Regions from separate parts of the Homo sapiens genome. Here region 2 is linked to region 1. A link is an interaction called in ENCODE POLR2A ChIA-PET data of the cell type or tissue named here. Cell type or tissue: Caco-2. All regions are shown on one strand. Links, peaks and the distances in the headings refer to the core of each region. The heading gives the core; the rest is flanking DNA.

Region 1 (4,384 bases), core at 258-4,257:
TGTCTCCCGCTCCACCGCCCTTTGTTGAGCCCCATCAGCTGCCCCCTTTTACTTTGCATTGAACGGCCTGTCCAAAGATCCTCTCTCTAGGGCAGCAGAGAGCTTTTTGCACTTTAAAAAAAAAAAGAAAGAAAGAAAGGTCGGAATTTCTTTTGGGTCAATATTTTTAAGTGTGTGAGGAGATGCTCAGTAGCAGCAGCCTATGGCAAGAGCTTATAAATGATTGATGCAAATTTGCACTCTGCTCCCCCTCTGTAAGGATACTGATAGCACAACCTCTTCCCCCCACCCCGCCCCGCCTTTTGGTCGTCCATCCCTGTCCCTTTCTGGCCCTCTTCCTGTAGCCCAGTCTCAGGCTTTCCTCTTCCTGAAGCCCTACAGAGTTAGGGAATGGAGCCCAGGCACCAGGGGTCTAAAGTGTGAGCCACTGAGAAGAGAGACGCCAACTGCACCCTTGCCACTTCCAAAGCAATAGAGGCAGAGTGGTCCCCTCTTTGCCACCTAGGCCAGTTTTGACCCTGGCATTAACTGGCCTTAGAAGAAACTGGATCCTGGTAGGGGGTGGCATTTTGTTTGTTTCTTCCAATCTGCTGAATCTTTTGACTGCACCTTACAAACAGCAGTCTGCTCCCATGACCCTCTGCCCACTTCCATTGGTCTCCAGGCCCCAATAATCTGGGGTTGAAACTTTGAGGAAATGCCAGTGACTTATTCCAGAGTGCCTCAGTTAGGGGAACTTCTCTGTAAAGAACCCTGGGTATTGAGCAAAAACCTTATTATCGTTAATGACCTATAATTGGAAGCTTCCTGCCTTTTTCTTTGGTTGCTCCTGTGGAAAATACTGAAAAGATTACTTTGTTTTATTTTGTTGTCTTTTTATAAAAGGGGAGGTGGAGAGACCCCTTCAGAGCAGGGATTGTGCCGGGAGAGTGCCTCTGACTTTGGGACATTTCATCCACAGAAATTTCCAAGCCAATGGTTTCTTTTGGGTTTTGGTTTTTATGTTTGTTTTTTGGGGTTTGGAAAAACATGCATTTTTACCGTGCACGTAAATTGGTCAGCAGAAAAGGGAGCCCAGAAAAGGCAGCAGATGGACCATGCCCTTGCTGGGTTTTCCTTTTCTTTGGGACTGTGAGGGGAAATGGTTTTTAGAGGTGAGGGTTGGTCCATGTGGAGGAAAGAAGTGTCTCTGTTGGGGGACAGAGGAACCTGGGGAGTCCATCGCATGTCCTACAATCTGCTCTTAGACACGGCCTTGCCAGGAGAGCCTGCCCTCAGACTGCAGGACCAGAACCCCTGCCTCCATCTTTCCAAGCACCGGGGCGAAAAACCACAAAGGAAAGGAAGAAAATTTATATATATATAATATAAAATCACTTGGTGATTAAAAAAATAACTGCTCCATAAATAAAACTCCTAAAGTCACTTATGTTTAAAGGGTTTGGTTGTGTTTTTTGTTTTTCGGAGAAATATTGTAAATATATATTTTTTTGTTGCTGATTTAGAGTCAATCTCCAATGTTGTGCTAAAAAGTTTAAATTAAATGTAAGCATTAAGGGGATAAGTCTTATGCTATCTCAGTTGACACATTGAGGTTATTTTGGGCCAGAGAAGGAGGAAGCTAGTTGGACTTTGTTTTGTTTTCCAAAAGTTCTCCACTATTGGTTTTAGAGAGAGCAAGGACATCTTTCCTCTGACACGTGGGAATGGGTGATATTTGTGTAATAAAATTTTTAAAAGACAAAAAAAGAAATAGCCTCCAATGGGAAATATTTTAATTTAGGTTTTGTTTTTGTTTGGGGGTTTTTGTTTTTTTAAAAAAATAAAAAGGCTTTAAAAACAAAAACTAAACCTTTTCTGCTTCGGTGTGTGCGTGTGAGCAAGTCAGAAGGCTAAGGCCACGGAGCCCTTGCTTCACCTCTCAGCAGCAGCAGCAGAACTAGGGGGCATGTTTACTGCTTGGTTTTCCTTAGCTTATTTTTTAAACACCAAAAAAGCAGCACTTGCTTCTAGAAATACAACGTTTACTTCATCAAGGTGAACTTTTTTTTTATTTTTATTTTTTGAGATGGAGTCTCGCTCTGTCGCCCAGGCTGGAGTGCAAGGGCACAATCTCAGCTCACTGCAGCCTCCGCTTCCTGGGTTCAAGCGATTCTTCTGCCTCAGCCTCCGGAGTAGCTAGGATTACAGGCACTTACCATCATGTCCAGCTAATTTGTGTGTGTGTGTGTGTGTGTGTATTTTTGTAGAGACGGGGTTTCACCATGTTGGCCAGGCTGGTCTTGAACTCCTGACCTCAGGTAATCTGCCCGCCTCCACCTCCCAGAGTGCTGGGATTATAAGCATGAGCCACCGCGCGCAGCCCCAAGGTGAACTTTGTAATGGATGTGAACATTTTAAGTGTGAGATTACCTGACATTCTCTCACCCAAAAAGAGCAGCCCTGCAGAGGCACCCAGTGGTACACTCCTTAGAATGGGCTGGGGCATCTCTAATCTTTCATCCCCACAACTGCCAAGCCATCAGCCAGTGCCAATTCCATCTGCTAAAGCTGCAGAAAGTAGCTGAGCAGGGTCTGGCCCAGGCAGGCTGTGACCAGCGTGTCTCCCACCTCATCCTACTGCTGCTCATCGCCCAGCATGTTGAGTCCAAGTTTCCAGTCTTTAAATATGTGCGCCAGATGCTGCCAGAGAACTGCCTCCTTACCTGACTGCTGAGTCTCAGGAGGGCTGCAGTCCCATCTGGGAGAGCCTGAGCAGGCTTCCATCACTACCTCCAAAGGAATCTGGGGATCTCCGCCCATCCTATTCCCCAAACTGATAGTAAAGGACCATCTCCGATTCTGGAGCACAGTCTAGAAGTGGACAAGGGCGTTGCACAATGGGCTGATTTAATGTTGGTTCCCCCAAGGACGGATATGGATGTGGCCATGTTTGGATGTTTCCAGGGAAGGAAAAGTGTCAGTTTTGCCCCTAAATATCTCAGAAACCCATCTGCCCTTACTAATCTCATCTCTGCCACCCTAGTGGAAGCCACCACTGTCTAGAACCTCAACCACAGGAAAAGCCCCAAGGGTCCCGGTCCAACCCCCTGTCCTCCATGTTGGTAGCCAGACATTTATCTGAAAAGATTGATTTGGCTGGGTACAGTGGCTCACGCCTGTAATCCCAGCACTTTGGGAGGCCAAGGCAGGCAGATCACCAGAGGTCAGGAGTTCAAGACCAGCCTGGCCAACATGGTGAAACCCTGTCTCTACTAAAAATACAAAAATTAGCCGGGTGTGGTGGCGCATGCCTGTAATCCCAGCTACTTGGGAAGCTGAGGCAGGAAAATCGCTTGAACCCGGGAGGTGGAGGTTGCAGTGAGCTGAGATCGCACCATTGCACTCCAGCCTGGGTGACAAGAGCGAGACCCCATCTCAAAAAAAAAAGACTGATTTGACTACTTCCCTCCCCTGCTTAAAACCCTTCATTGTGTTCATCTCAGGATAAAGTCTGAATGTGGCATGTAATGTGGCCCATGAGGCTGCCAGGCCCTCCGGCTTCATTGCCCACCATTTGTCCCTCCTCTTCCTCTCCACTCACAGCCAACTTTTCAATTAACACCATCTCTGGGTCTTTGTATGTCCTGTTCACTCCACCTGGTACACCTAACTCGGTTTATCTATTACTTTCTCTGGGAAACCATCTCCTCCTTTACTCCAGACTGGATCAGGCCAGGCACAGTGACTGACGCCCATAATCCTAGCACTTTGGGAGGCCAAGGTGGGAGGGGCACTTGAAGCCAGGAGTTCAAGACCAGCCTGGTCAACATGTCAAAACCCGGTCTCTACAAAAACACACAGCCAGGCACGGTGGCTCACACCTGTAATCCCAGCACTTTGGGAGGCCAAGGCAGGTGGATCGTCTGAGGTCAGGAGCTCCAGACCAGCCTGACCAACATGGTGAAAGCCCATCTCTGCTAATAATACAAAAATAAGCCGGGCGTGGTGGCGTGCACCTGTAATCCCAGCTACTCGGGAGGCTGAGGCAGGAGAATTGCTTCAATCCGGGAGGCAGAGGTTGCAGTGAGCCAAGATCGCACCACTGCACTCCAGCCTGGGTGACAGAGCGACACTCTGTCTCAAAAAAAAAAAAAAAAAAATTAGCCAGACAAGGTGGCATGTGCCTGTAATCCCACCTACTCAGGAGGTTGAGGCAGGAGACTCACCTCAGCCTGTAGTGAGCCATGATCGTGCCACTGCACTCCAGCCTGGGCGACACAGTTGAGACTCTGTCTCAAAAAAAGACCAGTCTGTTCACCATCTTTCCAGGCCACAATTCTCAGAGCCCAGGTCCAGAAGGAAATCTCAGCGTTGACACCCATGTAGGTGCAGGAAACTGACG
Region 2 (4,384 bases), core at 128-4,127, 250 kb before region 1:
AAATAAGGCTTTTCAGAGGTAATTAAGGTTAAACAAGGTCATAAGAGTGGGGCTCTAATCCAACAAGACTGGTGTCCTTATAAGAGGAAGAGGCGGCCGGGCGCGGTGGCTCACGCCTGTAATCCCAGCACTATGGGAGGCCGAGGCGGGTGGATCACAAGGTCAGGAGATCGAGATCATCCTGGCCAACATGGTGAAACCCCGTTTCTACTAAAAATACAAAAATTAGCTGGGCGTGGTGGCTCGTGCCTGTAATCCCAGCTACTCGAGAAGCTGAGGCAGGAGAATCACTTGAACCAGGGAGGCGGAGGTTGCAGTGAGCCGAGATCGCACCACTGCACTCCAGCCTGGCAACAGAGCAAGACTCTGTCTCAAAAAAAAAAAAAAAAGAAAAGAAAGAAAGAAAAGAAAAGAAAAGAAAAAAAAAAGGAAGAGGCTCCACGAGGCAAAGAGAAAAAGGCCAGGTGAGGACATAGGGGAGGGCAGCCCTCTACAAGCTAGGAAGAGGGCAGAAACCAACCCTGATGGCATCTTGATCTTAGATTTCCAGTCTCCAGAGCTGTGAGAAAATAGATTTTTGCTGTGTAAGCCATCCAGTCCACGCTGTTTTGTTATGGCAGCCCCAGCAGACTAATATTGTCAGGTTGGGAATAATGACTCAAGATGGCTCAAGGAGAAAGGCAGGACCAGGTATATAATTTGCAGGGCCTCGTGCCAAATGAAAACGCTGGACTCCCTGTTCAAAAATTATTGAGAATTTCAAGGCACTTTGGGAGGCTGAGGCAGGAGGATCGCTTGAGCCCAGGAGTTTGAGACCAGCCTGAGTAACACAGTGAGATCTCATCTCTACAAAAAATTTTTTAATTAGCTGGGTGTGGTGACACGCACCTGTTGTCCCAGCTACTCAGGAGGCTGAGGCAGGAGGATCCCTTGAACCCAGAAGGTTGAGACTGCAATTGTCAGAGGTGTTTGAACCAGAGCAACTCCATCTTGAGTAGGGGCTTGGTAAAATAAGGCTGAGACTTACTGGGCTGCATTCGCAGGAGGTTAAGGCATTCTTAGTCACAGGATGAGACAGGAGGTCGGAACGAGATACGGGTCATAAAGACCTTGTTGATAAAACAGGTTGCAGTAAAGAAGTCGGCAAAAACCCACCAAAACCAAGATGGCGATGAGAGCGGCCTCTGGTCGTCCTCACTGCTACATTCCCATCAGCGCCGTGACAGTTTACAAATGCCATGGCAATGCCAGGAAGTTACCCTATGTGGTCTAAAAAGGGGAGGCATGAGTAATCCACCTCTTGTTTAGCATATAATCAAGAACTAATCTCATGCCTGTAATCTCAGCACTTTGGGAGGCCGAGGCAGCCAGATCACTTGAGATCAGGAGCTCGAGACCAGCCTGGCCAACATGGTGAAACCCTGTTGCTACTGAAAATACAAAAAATTAGCCAGGTATGGTGGTGCACACCTGTAATCCAGCTACGCAGGAGGCTGAGACAGGAGAATTGCTTGAACCCGGGAGGCGGAGGTTGCGGTGAGCCGAGATCGTGACACTGCATTCTAGCCTGGATGACATAGTGGGACTCCTTCTCAAAAAAAAAAAAAAAAAAAAGGACCGTAAAAATGGGCAACCAGCAGCCCTTGGGGCTGCTCTGCATATGAAGTAGTCATGCTTTTGTTGCTTTACTTTCTTAATAAACTTGCTTTCACTTTATAGACTCGTCCCAAATTCTTTCTTGTGCAAGATCCAAGAACGTTCTCTTGGGGTCTGGACTAGGACCCATATCCGGTAACACCATGGGCGGTGATTGCGCCACTCAACTCTAGCCTAGAGCAACAGAGCTAGACCCTGTCTCGACAAAAAAAAAAAAAAAAAAAAAAAAAAAAAAAGAGAGAGAGAGAGAGAATTTTAAGACAGCAACAGCAGAGCATTAACCATGTACTGGGCCCTGTGTGCAAGCTCAGGTTTTACACCTGTGAAGCCAATCCTAAAGAGAGGTTCAGGATGGAGGCCTTGAACTAGATACAGAGGTCAGGGGTCCGTGTTTAATGCAGGCTGGAGTCCTCATATGTGCTCATGCACAGAGGTAGGCACGCATATAACCAGTTCAAACAGCAAGCAGAACACAAGCAGAGACAGGAAAAGCGAAGTGAAGAATGAGCAGCCATCAGAGATGCATTCTTAGCTGTCACTATCCCTCACTCTACCCCTTGTCAAGGGAAGGCTTCGGCAGCCATGTTCGTATGTATCACGTGACCCCCTCTCTCGGTCACTGTGGGTTGGAGGAGGGCTGATCACCTGACCCAAGTTAGCCAATCAGAGCTCTCTCCTGACACTGGCTCAGGTTGAAGTTCTAGAAAATGTTAATTGGGGGAGCTGTGGCTGGCAGAGAAGGAAAAAGGAAGCTGAAGGGCACTTGGGCTCATAATGGTCTCTCCAACCCTGATCCTGTCCTTTATGGACATTTGGCAGCGCTGCTGCCTTGAGGTGCCTTGCAATGCTTTATCTTTTTGTTAAAGCCACCTCTGTTGCTTCAGCCAGCTTGAGCGGTTTTCTGTTACTTGCTAGTGGTTGGGAAGGCTTAGCCGACGAAGGGAAAATGAGTCAGGTCCTGAAGGATGAGCAAGTTACGGGAGTGGGCCGCATGGTGAGGGAGTGGACTTCCTGATGGGGTTAAGGGCGCCTGAACACCTGGGAGGCAAGTTGAGGCCAAGACCTGGGGTGATGGAGAGGCAGGGTAGGCTACCCAGTGAGTAGGAGGCCGAAGGAACCACAGCAGGGCTCCAGATCTCCTGGCCCAGAGGGGCTGGTACGGGAAGCCCAGAAGACACTCATCCCTAAGGGGAGCCTGAGACTGAGGAACTCTCATGCCCTGCGTCGGGCTCGTGGGCGAAGGGCCTTCCCAGGGACTGCACCATGGCCTGTCCCCAGCCTTACCCAGGGGCCTCCCTCTCAGGTTCTGAAGGACCCAGGGGTCACAGCTGTGTGGGGTGCTCCACTGAACACTTCCTTCAAACTCCTTCAGGTTTGCTATTTTTATCTGCGGAGTTCTCAGTTCCTGAGTGGGAGGCAATAATAAAAGGGAGTGGGTGGGGAGGAGGAATTCGTATATTTCTTTTCTTATTTATTTATTTATTTATTTGTTTATTTTGAGACAGAGTTTCACTGTTGTTGCCCGGGCTGGAGTGCAACAGGGCGGCCTCGGCTCACTGCAACCTCCGCCTCCCGGGTTCAAGCGATTCTCCTGCCTCAGCCTCCAGAGTAGCTGGGCTTACAGGCATGTGCCACCATGCCCAGCTAATTTTGTATTTTTAGTAGAGACGGGGTTTCCCTACATTGGCCAGCCTGGACTTGAACTCCTGAACTCAGGTGATCCACCCTCCTTGGCCTCCCGAAGTGCTGGGATTACAGGTGTGAGCCACTGCACCCGGGCCTATTTTTTAAAAAGTGGATTTGGAAAGAGGGTTTTTTCCTTTTCATTTTTGACAAGGAGCACTTCCTTCCTGATCCTGAGGAAGCCCTAACTTTTTTTTTTTTTTTTAAGACAGAGTCTCGCTCTGTCACCCAGGCTGGAGTGCAATGGCCTGATCTCGGCTCAGTGCAACCTCCGCCTCCCGGGTTCAAGCGGTTCTCCTGCCTCAGCCTCCCGAGTAGCTGGGACTAGAGGCGCGTGCCACCACGCCCAGCTAATTTTTGTATTTTTAGTAGAGACAGGGTTTTGCCATGTTTGCCAGCCTGGTCTTGAACTCCTGAACTCACGTGATCCGCCTGCCTCAGCATCCCAAAGTGCTGAGATTACAGGCTTGAGCCATCACACCCGGCCAGGAAGCCCTTCTTAATCTGATTTTTCCTCCTTTCAGTTCTTTTATTCACTGCTTATTCATCAACTCTTTACTATTACTTGTTACTATTGGTTTGAATCCCACCTCTGTCACCTGCTGGTGTTTATTCTTGGCTACATTTCTTCTTTTTTTTTAGAGACAAGTTCTTGCTCTGTTGCCCAGGCTAAGTGCAGTGTCGTGATCATAGCTCTTTGCAGCCTCAACCTCTGGTGCTCAAGTGATCCTCCCACCTTGGCCTCCAGAGTATCTAGGACTACAGGTGTGAGATGGCTACATCTCTCTTTTTTTTTCTTTTTGAGACAGAGTCTCACCCTGTTGCCCAGGCTAGAGTGCAATGGCATGAGCTCGGCTCACTGCAACCTCCACCGCCTGGGTTCAAGTGATTCTCCCACCTCAGCCTCCTGAGTAGCTGGAATTACAGGCATGCGGCATCATGCCTGGCTAATTTTTGTATTTTTGTAGAGACGGGGTTTCAACCATGTTGGTCATGAACTCCTGACCTCATGTGATCTGCCTGCCTCAGCCTCTCAAAGTGCTGG

The links. ChIA-PET counts read pairs that join two places held together with the same protein. Peaks named below come from ENCODE experiments on the same cell type or tissue, not always from the same donor. Only the 100,000 strongest peaks of a DNase experiment are listed, where the experiment ranks them.
Region 2: POLR2A ChIA-PET joins it to region 1 with 7 read pairs; 4 of 35 experiments call an interaction of 5 or more read pairs at or near these places.

Annotation. Positions count from the first base shown.
Region 1 is chr11:67,256,237-67,260,620 of GRCh38, forward strand. KDM2A (lysine demethylase 2A) reads left to right here. Exons shown (of 21, transcript NM_012308.3): 21 at 1-1,846. Among named protein-coding and RNA genes, the nearest start is that of GRK2, 8.0 kb to the right of the region's middle. In Caco-2, for the core only: no CTCF peak of the experiment used is centred there; a DNase peak (open chromatin) is centred at 2,499.
Region 2 is chr11:67,004,428-67,008,811 of GRCh38, forward strand. It overlaps a transcript of SYT12 not described here. Among named protein-coding and RNA genes, the nearest start is that of SYT12, 17 kb to the right of the region's middle. In Caco-2, for the core only: no CTCF peak of the experiment used is centred there; a DNase peak (open chromatin) is centred at 2,284.